2 separate regions of the Homo sapiens genome follow, and region 1 is linked to region 2. A link is a loop called in an ENCODE intact Hi-C map of the cell type or tissue named here. Cell type or tissue: Caco-2. All regions are shown on one strand. Links, peaks and the distances in the headings refer to the core of each region. The heading gives the core; the rest is flanking DNA. Region 1 overlaps CFAP298-TCP10L (CFAP298-TCP10L readthrough). Region 2 overlaps EVA1C (eva-1 homolog C).

Region 1 (8,118 bases), core at 976-5,975, 160 kb before region 2:
CTGCTGCCTCAGGATCTCCAGGGCCCTCCCAGATCACAGACCTAACAGATCTTAGGACAATTGGCCCAGGGTCATCAGCGCAATTGATGCAGCTCCCTCCCTCTCTTGTAGGACATTTTCATGGATGTTGGCATTTGGTATCAGAGCAGCTGAAGTTATTATGCATTTTCAGTGTATGTATTTATGTAGATAGTGGTACGCTCTTTTAATTTTTTTTTTTTTTTTTTTTTTTTGAGACAGAGTCTCAATCTGTCACCCCCCAGGCTGGAGTGCAGTGGTGCGATCTCGGCTCACTGCAATCTCTGCCTCCCGGGTTCAAGCAATTCTCTGCCTCAGCCTCTCAAGTAACTGGGATTACAAGCACCCCCCACCATACCTGGCTAATTTTTGTATTTTTAGTAGAGATGGGGTTTCACCATCTTGGCCAGGCTGGTCTTGAACTCCTGACCTCATGATCCACCCACCTCAGCCTCCCAAAGTGCTGGGATTACAGGCGTGAGCCACCGTGCCTGGCCATGATAGTGGTACACTCTTAAATGTTTAACAATAGCTTTCCCAAAATACATGTGCATATAAATACAGATGTAAGTTTGTTATAAATTTTGCTGATATCAAGGATATGTAGCATACAGCTTACAAGTAATAAGATATGCTGCACTCTCTATCATGAACTCCACATAACCAATTGATGCTCACAGAATGTTTTTGCTGATTTTTGTTGAAACACGATTTGACTAATCTAATTATATAGCAACCTGCTAACTCTTTTCCCTATACATTTATTTTCCTTAATCTGATTTGTGATGTAAACTATTTTCACCCTTGTATATATTACATACAAAACTGAAACCTCTTTCAGTTTCAGCACCGGACACCACCCACATGTGAGACTCCATAGTGAACATTTTCTCCATCACTTTCTTTTTCTTTTTTTTCTTTTTGAGACGGAGTCTCACTCTGTTGCCCAGGCTGGAGTGCAGTGGCGCGATCTCGGCTCACTGCAAGCTCCGCCTCCCGGGTTCACGCCGTTCACCTGCCTCAGCCTCCCGAGTAGCTGGGACTACAGGCACCTGCCACCAGGCCCGGCTAATTTTTTTGTATTTTTAGTAGAGACAGGGTTTCACTATGTTAGCTAGGATGGTCTTGATCTCCTGACCTCATGATCCGTCTGTGCTTCTGGAGCCTCTGGAGCATGTCTCCTGACGCCTGGAAAACAGCTACCCAGGGGCAGCGTCTGCAGGCACTGAGTCCAGCACAGGTTTCTGAGCTCCAGGCCACACAGAGTACGTCAGAGCACCCTGCGTGGAGCAGACGAATCCGCATCTGCAACGGGCTCCAAATACAACCCGCATCCCGACCCCGGGCACAGAGTTAGGGCCCAATAGAGCTGGGCCAGAACAGTTATTCATGGTCTTCAGAATTCATGTTTGTGAAATGCAGGGCCCATGTCTTGTAGGGGTAACAGGAGCAGTGTTTAGAGCAGAGCACAGGGCCTGTACCCATCAGGTGTTATTACTATGAGCTGCCTTTATTCGTGCTCAAGTTATTGAATGTGAACAAGTTTAGTGTCCAACACCGTGGAACAAGAAGTCCAACACCGTGATGCAGGATTCATCGAATGTGGGCGTCCCTCCTACCTCTCCACTGGCCCCTGTGACAGTCGATGCCTGACCTTACCTGTCAGTTCAATGTGTAAAAGCACAAAAGTAGATTCCTTGATTGTGCCAATGCCACAGAACAGAAGGGGGTGGTGCTGCAGGTTATTCCTGTGTTTCTAGGAAGGCAACAACTAGATAGAATCGAGCAGAATGGATTTCATCTAGTGCTTGATGGAAATAACAACCCCCACATGGCTTGTCATACACACAAAATGCAGAGAAATATGCAGCGTTCTGGAGTTTCCTGCACGCTGTCCCATGGGTTCCCCCATTTACTCTTCATACCAACTGGCTGATGGGTCATGGTCCCTGCAGATACAGGAACTGAGCTCAGAGAGAGGCCGTGTCTTCTGCAAGACCCCCGGCCAATGAGAGGGACTCAGGCCTGAGCACAGGTTTCTGAACCAGAGTCTCGCCTCTCACCTCCTCAAACCTCCCTGCTTCCCTTCCCACCAAGTTATAATTGAGTGATTGTGCATCCCGATTGTGGTCTTCCAAAGGCACTTAACGTGATCGCACTTTCCCCTTCAATTTCTCACCAGTTAGCTTGTAAATGACAAAGTCTGCCCCATGGAGAGAGCCTTCTTCAGATTTTAAGATAAAGACATCAGTAGTGCAATTAAAAAGATGAAGACAATGAAAATAATTATTTAGTAGGATAATAAACGGAATCTGGGCAGAGTCGTGCTGAGCAGCTATGAATTGCATCAGCACATAACGTACTGGCCGCAACTCACTGTGCAGAATGGCCAGGCCACAGGCTCGGGCTCCCCCGACACTCCACTTCCCATGGGCATTTTCCCCACTGGCCACTAACATCAGATGGGTTCACACTCATGAAAGACACTTGGTGCCAAGAAACAGGTGCCTGCAGGGCTGGTATGACATAGGGACTCTGTGGTGCAGTGTGTGTGGCTGGTTGGCGTATTAGCAAGGATGAGGACACAGGTGTCCAGTAAGGACTGCTTGAACGAAGGTCCTTGATTCACAGAACAGGAACTGTGCTGACCGCCTGCCCTCCTTTATCCCAAGAAGAACTCCAACTGACATCATTACACACAGCATGAAATCCAAACCTTGTCATCCTCATCACAACGTAAATAACATGTTTGTACCGCACTTTGTAATTTTTAAGTCACCTTGGCATATAAACATACATTGCTTTTACATAAACACCTGTGCATAAGGGGAGGATATATGTGTGTGTTGACAAAAGTCAGGTCTACAGGACATGGGGCTGGTTTTGGTAAACCCCCCTGGAGAAGGGCCTAGGTGTGAGCCCTGGCTCAACCCCCAGGTCAGCTACTTGTCTTCAGGTCTGATCCTGAAGCCAGCTTCCCACATCCCACCCTAAATGGTGTCAGGCATCCTGAGAGGAAAAGGCAGTGTGGGGCTCTCCCCGGCGGCGGGGGGCGGTGGGGGGGGAATCTGTTCCTAATCCAGAGCTCTGTGCACAGGGCCTTTGGGAGTCTGTGTGCCTGCTGTGGATGGGAGATCCTGCCCCTGTATCTTCCGTGGAGAGGGCACGTAGCTTTCGGCAGATGACAGACGCTGGAAGTGAATAACACCCCTCCTTTATTCAGTCTGAAAGTACTGTTTGCCTCACTAGAATTCTGTGTCATAAGAACCCCCAGACTTGCATGGCCTCACTGTGACAGCTGGATCTCAGCTCCCTGTGACCCCTCTGAGGCAGTCAAGGCAGGTGTCCTTATCCCCTTTGTGTCTGACGCCCCCAACAACCCTCAGGGTCAATGATTCACTAGAAGGATTCACAGAACGTTACTGTTTATTATAGCAAAAGGACACAGATTAAAATAAGCAAAGGAAAAAGGTGCTTGGGACACAGTCCAGGAGAGGCCAGCTGTGAGCTGCCCGCCGTCCTGACCTGAAGGAGACACCAGTGCACTTAATTCTGTCGGCAACAACTGTGCCAGTGTGCACATAACACCACCTGCCAGGGAAGCCCCCGAGCCTTAGGGTCCAGGGCTTCTCCTGGGAGCCGGTCACATAGGCCTGAATCATTCCGCTGGCTAATCCTAGTCACCCAGTCCAGCTATCCCAGAGGTCAAATTGATGTAGTGTGGCTCTAGGGTCCACATAAATCACTGTTAACATGAACTCCATGAACTCTTGGCCATGGCTGGAGGCCGCAGGTAAACGTAAACACTCTTATCAAGCAAGATAATCCAAGGGCTCAAAGGGTATCCTCTGGGAAGAAGGACAGGGCCAGACCTTTCTCTGAATGTGCAGGGTTTGGACACCCCAAGCCTGCTGAGTTAACCCTTTACCACACATCCTTGTGCAAATGAGGAGGCACACTAGGAAGTTTTTAATAGGCTTGCCCGAGGCTGGGCGCAATGGCTCACGCCTGTAATCCCAGCACTTTGGGAGGCCGAGGCAGGCAGATCACGAGGTCAGGAGATCGAGACCATCCTGCTTAACATGGTGAAACCTCGTCTCTACTAAAAATACAAAAAATTAGCCGGGCGTAGTGGCGGGCGCCTGTAGTCAGTCCCAGCTACTCAGGAGTCTGAGGCAGGAGAATTGCTTTAACCTGGGAGGCAGAGCTTGCAGTGAGCCAAGATAGCGCCGCTGTACTCCAGCCTGGGCAATAGAGTGAGACTCCTCAAAAAAAAAAAAAAAAAAAAAAAAAAAAGAGATAACAGCACAAACTGACCTCAGCATGGGCTGGGACGATCTCACGGCATCCGGGCGGGAAGTCTCAGCCAGGGAGTCGGGCTGGGGTGGTCTCTGGGCTTCGGGGCTGTAAGAGCCAGGGAGTCGGGCTGGGCCTCCGGACATGAGGCTCTGGACACAGCGTTTGCTCTTGAGACCAGGTGCCCCTTGGGCCCACTCAGATTTTATTTTTTTACAGATTTTTGCCACTTTCCAGGTGGTCGTTCTTTGTCCTCCTGAGCTTGGGCCTCGCTCCTTGGGACCCCTGGACCAGAACCCCAATCAGCTCAGGAACAGGCTTCTGGCAGATGAGCCCGGCGGCAGTGGAGCGAGAGATGCAGTGAGCAATGTGGCTCCATAAGCACAGTACAATGCATATCCTTTCAGCCACGTCTTTGTTTATTTCATTAGCTTTGCTTTATGAAATATTTCAAGAACTGGCATTGTGTGCAAGGCTCTAGAAGAATTTTTTGCATGTGTTTGATTTTAATTTTCTCTGTTTGCTTTTTAGTAATTAAGAGTAAAGTCAACCAAGAACATTTTACATTCTTTTTGTTTTCTTTCTAGACTTGCTAGGCCAGGAATTGAGGAAAGGAAACAGTACTTGGGAAGAATTTGCTAAGGAACAACTTAAAGTGGATTTTCCAATAATAGAAAATTGCATCTGGCTACACAGGGCACAGGTGCAGCTCCTTGGTGTAGATGGGCTACGGGGTCGTTTTGTCCACCCATAGGGAATATGTTTGTATCCTGTACAAAATGTGATCCTGTCACCTTGTCAGTGGCCTGAAGAGTTGCAGCAGGAAGAGGGTTGTTTTAAATTCTGATCGAAACAGACTTTCTGTGAGCCTGGATTCTGTGAGGTGCTGCCTGATTTCTCTCCAGCTCCAGGCCCTTGGATCCTGCATTTTAGGGACAGCCCCTCGTTTTTGTTTCTCTGGCTCGCGGCTGGCGTTTCTTCCCCAAGCTGTAATGCTCGATGAGTTGGGCCCTTGTGTGGTTAAGTGGTGGGTTCCTACAGGGGTCGGGAGGAGGGAGGTCAGGACAATTTTTAAATATTCCTTTTTCATGTATCTATAATCATACAACAACTGAAATGACACTGACACGTAAGTCCCCACAGTTTGGGAGGCTTAGGGAGAAAGAGACTGACTTGATACTCAGAAGGCAGAGAGGTGACATCTAGGGGAGGTGGGCCTGCCCCTCATATGCCCAAATCCCACAATAGAGAGCTTCACTATGGCAGAGGGAAGGAGAGAAGAGGAGCTGGTGGTCACAGAGGACCTCATTCAGGACTAGCTGGGCCCCTCAACCTGAGACCTTCCATGGGGTGGAGGAGTCAAGGGAGCATTTTAAATTATGCCCTAAACTAAAATATCTTGGCTACAGTAAACCAGACATTCTCCAGTACTGGAATCCTTGCCCCGTTCCGCTCTCCTCATAACTCCAATTACCCGATCTAACTTTTCCCCCTTGACTATCAACCTTGTGCAGCGAACTCTTCCTCTGTATCTTCAGTGCGCCGCTTATAGCTTGGCTTCGAGCCCACAGTTTCCGATGCCTCCTGCATTAGGGCACCTGGTCAGCCATGCCATAGACCCAGTGCATCCGAGAGGAGACTCTCCCCTCTGCGGGCTTCCCCACTGTGCAGCCACTCAGCCTCCTCCTTCCTCTCTGGCTGGAAATGTGAGACCCATCCTGGCTCAGATGCCCCTTCATCATCAGAGCCTCATCAATCTCTGGAACCTGCATTTCTGTCTGTGCAGAGTTAGTAGTGCTGGTTATTTCTTCATATTTCTGCTGCTTACTGTCAGCCATGTTTTCTTAAAGTGTTATTCTCGGCACCTCATCAGAGTAACTTGGGGCGCTTGTTAAAAATTCACATTCTCAGCCCGGGACTATTGAATCCGAATTTATACGGGTGAGGCCTAGAAATGCACATTTAAGAAGAGTTTCTGCCGTAACAAATTACCGACACGTAGTGGTTTAAAACAACAATCGTGTTCTCATACAGTTCTGTATGTCAGAATCCTGGCTGAGTCTCGTGGAGCTACAGCCCAGGCCTTGGCAGGCTCATTCGTTCTGGAGGCTGGAGGTGGGCTCTGCTTCCTTGCCCTTTCTGGGGCTGAGAGCGCCTCGGCTCCTGGTCCCTTCCTGTCTTCAGGCAGAGTGAGCCTCTTCAAACCTCTCCCCTCCCTCCCTCCCTCCCTTCTTTCCTTCCTTCTTTCCTTCTTTCTCTCTCTCTCTTTCTTTCCTCTTTCTTTCTTTTTCTTTCTCTTTCTCCTTCCTTCCTCCCTCTCTCCCTCCCTACCTCTCTCTTTCTTTCTTTCTTTCTTCTTTCTCTTTCTTTCTTTCTTTATTTCTTTTTCCTTCTTTTTCAGACATTGTCTCACTCACTCACCCAGGCTGGAGTCCAGTGCCACAATCTCAGCTCACTGCGGCCTCTGCCTCCTGGGCTCAAGTGATCCTCCCACTCCAGTCTCCCGACTAGCTGATTTTGTCCCATGATTTTGTAGTATTTCAAGACCAGTATTATGAATATTAGTTTTCATTTTTCTGGCAACTATTTAGTTCTGGCTAACAGAGCACTGACTGGATAAGTATCAGGTCACAAAATATTTACCATGGGTTCATATGATGTGGTAAACTTGTGTCTTTCATGGGGGCTTTTAGCTAAAGCAGTAATTAGAGGTATTGTAAGATGAACCCCTTAGCTAATTGCAAGCTGTACCTGACGTCTCCCATGAAGACAAGCAGCCAGATCCTGAAATTCATGACTGATGACTTGTGAAAGTCTAACGCATATTCTGCAATGATGTGCCATGGGCCTCTGCCATTTCACCTCACCATCACGCCACAAATTAGTACTCACAGCTGAGAGTTTAGACCTAAAAGGGGCAATAAAATTGAGTTCAAATACTGTATTAAGGGACTTGCCCAAAATTACATAATTATTTTGTGTAAAGTCCAAATTATACAAATCCTCAGATTCCGAGGTCGGGGTTTCTTTTCCTGTAACATGTTCCTTCAAATATGGCTGTATCCATGTTTCATATCAAGCAGATCCGAGAAAAATTATGAATAATCAGATAGCATAATGTGGACACAGGGTCACGAGCAATAAAGGGTTCTTATAGAGCTATTAGGAAGAGCATGGTGCCTGCGAGCAGTAGGAAGATTGTTTTATGTATTTATTGGCCTTATAACTATGGTTTAGAAGTGGCAGGAACCCACAGAGGTATACCTACAGAAAGACTTAAAAGAAATAAAACTCCCAGCCTCAATGGGGTATCATGCCACCCTCAGTACCACTATCTCAATCTTAGGCTTCATACACATACCAAGAAACTTCCCACTTCTTTTAATACAAGAACTTTCAGATTTTAAAAATCTTCTCAGGATTCTCTCTCCTCTGTGACCTCTTCAGCAATGGTATTGGAAGTCATGGGTTGATGTTATCTGGCTGAGGGGTTTATCTAGAAATGTCTCCTGACTTCAGGTCTCTTTAGATGTAAGTTAGCTTCTTCCTCTGTCCGTACTCAGTCTCAGCTGGTCACTGACTATGTAATTTCCTTTCTAATCAGTTGGGTCCTACTGCAGAAACAAAATAACACAACGTAGAGTAAATACATTATTGGGATGGCTAGCAGTCATTGGGCATTTTTCTCTGTTCATTATCTTGAAGAGCATACTGTACTCCCTCAATTCATTTTAAACAAAAAAACTTTAGAATGTAATTAACGGAAATTCTCACTATTGTGGATTGAGTCGTTTTTATATGTTG
Region 2 (8,118 bases), core at 1,500-6,499:
TTGAACTCGTGACCTCAAGTGATCTGCCCACCTTGGCCTCCCAAAATGCTGGGATTACAGGCATGAGCCACTGCACCCAGCCTGAATCTATGTTTTATCAGTAAAATCCAACAGGGCAATAGAACATGTGCGTGGGCAGACGAGACACCAGCAACAATATGAGTTACCACCACACTCCCCATGGCGTGTCTGCCGTGCCCTGAGCATAGAATCTTGGGGGGTCCGCAGTGCATGGGAGCCCAGCAAGGCTCCAAGTGGGCATAAGGGAAGCCTACTATGTCCACAACGGAGTCTGCGAGAGATGCTGACAGCACCAAGAGGTTGCACTTTCCCTTATTATAGAATCAGAATTGAAAACCAAGTCAATGGCATTCTAAGAAACAGGAACAAACAAGGAACTCTCTCCCAGCCTTTTCTACTCATCTGATTCCCTGTAGTAGCCAACCACTTCCACTGGAAATGATGACATAGGAGAAGCAAAGATAGCAGAGTCATAGTTATTTTTCCTTTCAATTCTTCCTTACACATCAGTAAGCCAAAGGTAGAGAGTGGTGGTTGATTGTATAGGTGTGAAAAAGTGAAACAAAAACAATTGAATGGCCAGGTGTGGTGGCTCATGTCTGTAATCCCAGCATTTTGGGAGGCCGAGGCGGGTGGATCACAAGGTGAGGAGTTCGAGAACAGCCTGGCCAACATGGCGAAACCCCGTCTCTATTAAAAATACAAAAATTAGGCGGGTGTGGTGACGGGCTCCTGTAATCCCAGCTACTCAGGAGGCTAAAGCAGGAGAATGGCTTGAACCCAGGAGGCAGAGGTTGCAGTGAGCCGAGATCTCACCACTGCACTCCAGCCTGGGCAAGAGAGCAAGACTCCGTCTCAGGCGAAAAAACAAAAACAAACAAACAAACAAACAAAAAACAGCTGAATTAGTTTCCTGCAACGTCTCACTGTTTCTGTGAGGCAAAAAAAACCCACATGCAAAGTACAAATTATGTCATTTCTGTGATTCCACATTTGAGTCCAATGTTCCTATTTAAATCTGGCATTGCACAATGTAAAGAGGAACAGTATAATCCATGCTAGTAATTTAAAATGTGAATTTTTCTTTACTTAGAAGGACATTAAATAACAAATGACAGTATCATGATAAATTGAGACACAGAGACCACAGAAGAAAGAAAATGCTTTATATGTTAGTACTTCAGCAGTGCTTTTCCTCTGATTTTTGAATAAGGGGGCCCATGTTTTCATCTTGCACTGGGCCTTGCAAATTCTGCAGCTGGTCCTGACTGTAAAGACAGGGATTTAGCCATAAAATCAGCAGGGGTTGGTCGTGGGCATATAGAGGATTTAGGCATGGCTGCAGGGTTTTCAGCCAGTGGTACCGTTGGCTGGGAAATCTAGGAAATCCAGCCCTGAAGGACAGGCATTGTGAATCTGTTGTGGATGGGCTGAGCCTGCAGTGGCCATGGGGCATCCTGCCTGGGAGGAGGGCGAGCAGCAATTCATCAGCACAGGTGGTGGCTGAGGCTCAGGAGGGGCTACTGAGGCAGGAACTGTGGGGCAGGGATGCTGGGGAAGGCAGACATTTAGGAGATGGGACAACAGCTGGGTATGGTGGCTCACACTTGTAATCCCAGCTACTCAGGAGGCTGAGACAGGAGGGTAGCTCGAGGCCAGGAGTTCAAGATCAGCCTGCACAACATAGCGAGACCCCATTTCCCCCCCACAAAAAAAATTAATAAAATGTAAAAATACAAAAAAAGAGATGGGACAACAAAGAAGGCCTCATAAAGGAGATGGAGAGGAAGGGGACAGGAGGAAAGGGGAGAGCAAAGGTGATAGCCAGAAGCAGGCATGAGAGGTTCCCTAGAGTGGGGTTTTATTATCTCAAGTGACCATGAGCAAATTACTGAACCTGTCTGTGCTGCAGACATCATGGATAAAACGAAGATAAAATGAAGACAATAACAACAGCACTTATGGGCAGGGAGGTTGTGGTGAAGATTAAATGAAGAGTTTATATGGGAAGGGCTCAGAATGCTGCTGTATTAAATGCCTCGGGCTGCTATAACAAGGTACCACAAGCTGGGTGGCTTAGAACTACAGAAATGCATCGTCTCACACCTGCAGGCCAGAAGGCTGAGATGAAGGCATTGTCAGGGCCACGCTCCATCTGAGGATGCTAGGGAAGGATCTCCCTCCCAGCTTCCTCCAGCTCCTTAGCTTGTGGCAGCATAAGTCCAATCTTCATGTGGCCTTCTCCCTGTGTGCATCTGTGTCCAAAATTTCCCCTTTCCATATCTATATCTATATATATATAAAATTTTATTTATTTATTTATTTATTTATTTATTTATTTATTTTTTGAGACGGAGTCTCGCTCTGTCGCCCAGGCTGGAGTGCAGTGGCGCTATCTCGGCTCACTGCAAGCTCCTCCTCCCGGGTTCATGCCATTCTCCTGCCTCAGCCTCCCGAGTAGCTGGGACTACAGGTGCCCACCACCATGCCCGGCTAATTTTTTGTATTTTTAGTAGAGACGGGGTTTCACCATGTTAGCCAGGATGGTCTTGATCTCCTGACCTCGTGATCCGCCCATCTCGGCCTCCCAAAGTGCTGGGATTACAGGCATGAGCCACCACGCCCGGCCTATTTATTTATTTTGAGACAGAATCCTGCTCTGTCACCCAGGCTGGAGTGCAGTGGTGCGATCTTGGCTCACTGCCACTTCCGCCTCCCGGGTTCAAGCAATTATCCTGCCTCAGCCTCCCAAGTAGCTGGGATTACAGGTGCCCGCCACTATGCCCAGCTAATTTTTTTGTATTTTTAGTAGAGACAGTTTTCACCATGTTGGCCAGGCTGGTCTTGAACTCCTGACCTCAAATGATCCACCCACCTCGGCCTCCCAAACTGCTAAGATTTCAGGTGTAAGCCACTGCGCCTGGCCTATTTTATTATTTTTTAACAGAGATGGGGGTCTTGCTATGTTGGCCAGGTTGGTCTTGAACCTTGGCCTCAAGTGATCCTCCCGCCTCAGCCTCCCAAAGTGCTAGGATTGCAGGCATGAGCCACTGCACCTGGCCAATTTCCCCTTTCCATAAGGACACCCATTATACTGGATAAAGCCCACTCTATCAACCTCATTTTAACTTGACTACCGTTGTAATGACTATCTCCAAATATGCCACATTTTGAGGTGCTGGGGGTCAGGACTCCAAGAAGTCTTTTGTGGGAGAGGGAATGCAATTCAACCCACAACAGTGCCCTGCTCTGTGAAATGTTCACCTTTATGAATATGACGACCTCCACGAGTTGTTTTCTTCAAAGGTATGAGGAAGAGACCAGTGAGGGACAACCTGAGGGTGGGGAACCTAAATTTGTTGTGGCCACAATCTCCACAACAACGCGATGTTTCTCCCGCAGCACTTAGCAGCCCAGGTGAAGGTAAATATAAGGAGAGGGAACAAAGACGAGGGAGTGACACATCCTGATAACGCGCCAGAGACAACCACAGGTAGAAATACTGATGGCAGCGAGGCAGACGGGGAACACTGCTCATTGCTCTGCCTGCCTCACTTTTGTTCAGGGAACACCAGGAGGCCTGAGATCCCAGGTGAACAGAAATCACCACCACCCTGTCTCGGCCCCAACCAACATACGCACAGGAGGCAAACCAAGTTTTGATCATTTATTAAAACAAATAAGAGGTTAATCTGTGGGTAAAAAGGCCTTGTTTGCCAGCAGCTCAGGGGATGCCTTCAAGCTGACTGGCGTTAGTGCACTTTGAAGTGGGAAGCATCACATGGGTTCTGGAGATAAGCAATAGATAAACAGCAGGAGTTACCAGAAGTGTCAAGCCAGGCATCACCTTAACAGAAATTATTCCTGGAGCTAATGTGGAAGTCATTAATCCCAAGAGAAAAGACAGAGGTGGGCGTGGTGGCTCATGCCTGTCATCTCAACACTTTGGGATGCCGAGGCGGGAGGATCCCTTGAAGCCAAGAGTTCAAGATCAGCCTGGGCAACAAAGTGAGACCTCGTCTCTACAGAAAACTAAAATAAATAAAATAAATCAGCCACATGCAGTGGTGCACACCTGTAGTCCCAGCTACTCAGGAGGCTAAGGCAGGAGGATCGCTTGAGCCCAGGAGGTCAAGGCTGCAGTGACCTATGATCACATCACTGCACTCCAGCCTGGGCAACAGAGCAAGACCCTGTCTCTAAAAATAAGAGAACAGAAGACAGATGAAGCACCTGCCAAGGGGGCCAAAACTGAGAAAAAGGGAATTGCTCTGTTTTAGATGAAGGATTACGGAACAACATTTTCAAGAGCAGCAACGAAAGACCTGCCTACCACAGTGTAGCCCTCAGCAAAACCACAAGTGGGCAGACTCTGACTCTCCCATGCCCCTCTCGCTAACCCCAAACCCCTTCTAGACAGAATGCTCTCCTTCCTCTTCATCCTAATGCCAGGAGCAACTTTGGTGGTGCGTTCCCTGGACCTGCCCCCTTTGCCAAAGCTCCAGGTTCCAGAGCCTTCCTTTCTTTCTTCTGTTCTGCTTTAAGGCTTGCTTACCCTGAGTTCAAGACCCTTACAGCCTTGTTAGATAAATGGCTACGGAAGATGATCAGTTAATCAGAGCAAGTATGGCTGATGACGGCTTCTGCAATATAAAGCAATGAACCTGCGCCCACCTTCACTGAATGATCAACATTCACTTTGGTGTAATGGGGTAAACCATCAGCATGTCCCTCCTGATGTGATGCACAGAGAAGAACATGATACCATTGCTGTGACAGTCCCACCCCAAATGCATAAGAATGTCACCACCAAGAAACATCAGCCAAATCCAAAGTAAGGGACATTCCATCAAATAACCATCTTGCGTTCTTCAAGAATACCAATACCATGAAAGATAAAGAAAAACTGAGGAGCTGTTCCAGGCTAAAAGGGACCTACAGAGACACAACAACTGAAAATAATTCATGATCTGGGATTATCTTTTGCTCCAATGTACACTATTGGGTTAACTGGCAAAATCTGAATGAGGTCCATACATTAGAAAACCGTATTGTAGCAGGGTTAGTTTCCTGATTTTGATCATTGCCTGGTTATATAAGAGAAAGTCCTTGTTATTAAGGAATACACAGGAATATTTAGGGGTAAAGGATAACTTATCTGCCACTTAGAAAATAATAAAGCAAATGGGGTAAAATGGTAGCACTGGGGAATCTCAGTGAAGGGTATAAAGGATGTCTTTGTACTATTCTTGCAACGCTTCTGTGTCTGGAAAAATAATAATAAATATTACATATTTAATAACTAAATAAATGAAAAAGCGTGCAATGTTTCTGCAGGTGTCAACCTTGGCGATGTAATAGGATCATCTCAGAAGCTCTGCATGAATATCAGTGCCCAGGCCCCAACCCAGAGATCCATAGTCAGTTAGCTGGGGGTGAAACTGCAGACATTGGCATGTGTGAAACACACCCCAAGGTCATTCTAGTGTGAATCCAGAATAATAAGCAGCCAGCTTAGCCCTTAGTGTCGTTGGGTGACAGGAAAGTTCTAGGCTGGGGACTTTCTGAGCCCCCCATGTCTGCTTGTTTTGAGATCTGATCTTGAGGGCAGCATGGTGACTCAAAACAGGAGCATAGTTGTGGGTCCAGTCTTGGTCCTTCCACTAATAAGATGGGAGACGTTGGGTCAGATCCCTTGCCTGTGCCAAGCCTGGGTTTTCTCAGCTGTGGAATGAGGTTAACCAGGAAGTGCCTCAGAGGCCAATGTGCATTCAAGAAAGAAGATGCCCAGCTCAGTAACTGATATGGTGTGGCTGTGTCCCCACCCAAATCTCTAATTGTAGTTCCCATAATCACCACATGTTGTGGGAGGGACCTAGTGGGAGGTAACTGAATCATGGGGTGGGTCTTTCCCCTGCTGTTCTCATGACGTTGAATAAGTCTCACAAGATCTAATTTTTTTTTTTGAGACCAAGTCTCACTCTGTTGCCGAGGCTGGAGTGCAGTGGTGTGATCTCAGCTCACTGCAACCTCCGCCTCCTCGGTTTAAGCAATTTTCGTGCCTCAGCCTCCCGAGAATCTGGGACAACAGGCATGAGCCATCACGCCTGGCTAATTTTTGTATTTTTATTAGAGATGGGGTTTCAACATGTTGGCCAGGCTAGTCTCAAACTCCTGATCTCAGGTGATCCACCCGCCTTGGCTTCCCAAAGTGCTGTGATTAGAGGTGTGAGCCACTGTGCCCTGCCTGATCTAATGGTTTTATAAAGGGGAGCTCCCCTGCACAAGCTCTCTTGCCTGCTGCCATGTAAGATGTGACTTTGCTCCTCCTACACCTTCTGCTATAATCATGAGGCCTCCCCAGTCACGTGGATCTGTGAGTCCATTAAACCTCTTTTTCTTTACAAATTACCCAGTCTCAGGTATGTCTTTATTAGCAGAGTGAGAATGGACTAATACAATAACCCTTACATCCCCGGACCCCAAAATGGAGTTGCCACAGGATGGCAGTCTGAAACCCTTGTGATGTCCAGCTGCAGAAAGGAATTTGGATGAGTAGGGCTGGCCAACTTCTGGTATTGCTGGCGGGTCCTGTCATTATGTGGGTGACTCCTTGCACCCCTGGCCCTTCACAGGACTAAATTCTGGGAGGGTTCTTGGGAAAGGGGCTAGAGAAGGCGAGAGGGCACCAGTCTTCTTCCAGGCAGTAAGAAGGCAAGCTGGAGAGGCCAAGCTCCCATGTAAACTGAGGCACCTCCACTGGCCCCTTTGTGAGGCATGCTTGACCTGGGTTTTATGGAAAGAAAGTGCCCTCACCAAAGGGTGCTAAACAAGGCCCCAAGCTCCACGCCTGATCCCAGGTGCCCCCCTCTGCCCTGCCCTAGTCTCACCTAAAGCTGTACTGCCCAGAGTCGTGGCCTCAGGCCACACATGGCTACTGGGCACTTGAGATGTGGCCATCTCAATGGAGATATGCTGTTAGTGTAAAATATACACTAGATTTCCAAGCCTTCATAAGCAAAAAAAAGAGAACATAAAATATCTCATTAAGAATTTTTAAGTATTCATTAATGTTGAAATAATAATATTTTGAATATATTGGTTAAATAAATTTACTAGGAGAATTCATTTCACCCCTTTTACTTTTTCTAATGTGGTGACTAAATTATTTAATATTACACATGTGGATTACATTATATTTCTATTGGACAGCTCTGTTCTAAAGTCTGCACATTGTCCTTTTGTGGCTTATTTCCCTGATAATTTTATTAAAATTAAATTGAGGGGCCAGGTGTAGTGACTCATACCTGTAATCTCAGCATTTTGGGAGGCCGAGGCAGGTGAATTACCTGAGGTCAGGAGTTTGAGACCTGCCTGGCCAACATGGTGAAACCCTGTCTCTACTAAAAATACAAAAATTAGCTGGGTGTAGGGGTGCGTGACTATAATCCCAGCTACTCAGGAGGCTGAGGCAGGAGAATCACTTGAATCCTGGAGGCAGAAGTAGCAGTGAGCCGAGATCACACCACTGCACTCCAGCCTGGGGGACAAGAGCAAAAATCCATCTCTAAATAAATAAATAGAAAAATAAAATTGAGGGCCAGGCACGGTGGCTCACGCCTGAAATCCCAGCACTTTGGGAGGCCGAGGCAGGAGGATTACCTGAGGTCAGGAGTTCAAGACCTGCCTAGCCAACATGGTGAAATCCCGTCTATACTAAAAATACAAAAATTAGCTGTGCTTTGTGGTGGGTGCCTGAAATCCCAGCTACTTGGGAGGCTGGGTTAAGTGAAGGTTAAGTGAAGGAGAATCACTTAAACCCGGGAGGCGAGGTTGCCGTGAGCTGAGATTGCACCAAGGCGACAATCTCGCTCTGGGCGACAGAGCGAGACCCTGTCTCAAAAAATAAATAAATAAATAAATAAAAATAAATTGAGGAAGGATTGAGCATGCAAAATAGAATCAGCCTTGGACCCTGAATGCCCTGCAGTGAGAATTCCCCTGTGGTTCTCAGGCTTCTGTAATTCCAGCAAATACACTCTTCCCTCAGGTTCACTAAAATGCAGATATTGTGAGATAATGCTCATTCCTCACAGC

The links. A loop is a pair of places that touch in the nucleus more often than their neighbours do. Peaks named below come from ENCODE experiments on the same cell type or tissue, not always from the same donor. Only the 100,000 strongest peaks of a DNase experiment are listed, where the experiment ranks them.
Region 1: a loop joins it to region 2, with 11 times the contacts of the local background. A loop is called at or near these places in 1 of 110 quality-filtered maps.

The regions. Positions count from the first base shown.
Region 1 is chr21:32,588,834-32,596,951 of GRCh38, reverse strand. The region is part of intron 5 of CFAP298-TCP10L (CFAP298-TCP10L readthrough); the gene reads left to right. Among named protein-coding and RNA genes, the nearest start is that of TCP10L, 7.4 kb to the right of the region's middle. In Caco-2, for the core only: no CTCF peak of the experiment used is centred there; a DNase peak (open chromatin) is centred at 3,831.
Region 2 is chr21:32,428,842-32,436,959 of GRCh38, reverse strand. The region is part of intron 1 of EVA1C (eva-1 homolog C); the gene reads right to left. Among named protein-coding and RNA genes, the nearest start is that of EVA1C, 20 kb to the right of the region's middle. In Caco-2, for the core only: no CTCF peak of the experiment used is centred there; a DNase peak (open chromatin) is centred at 3,559.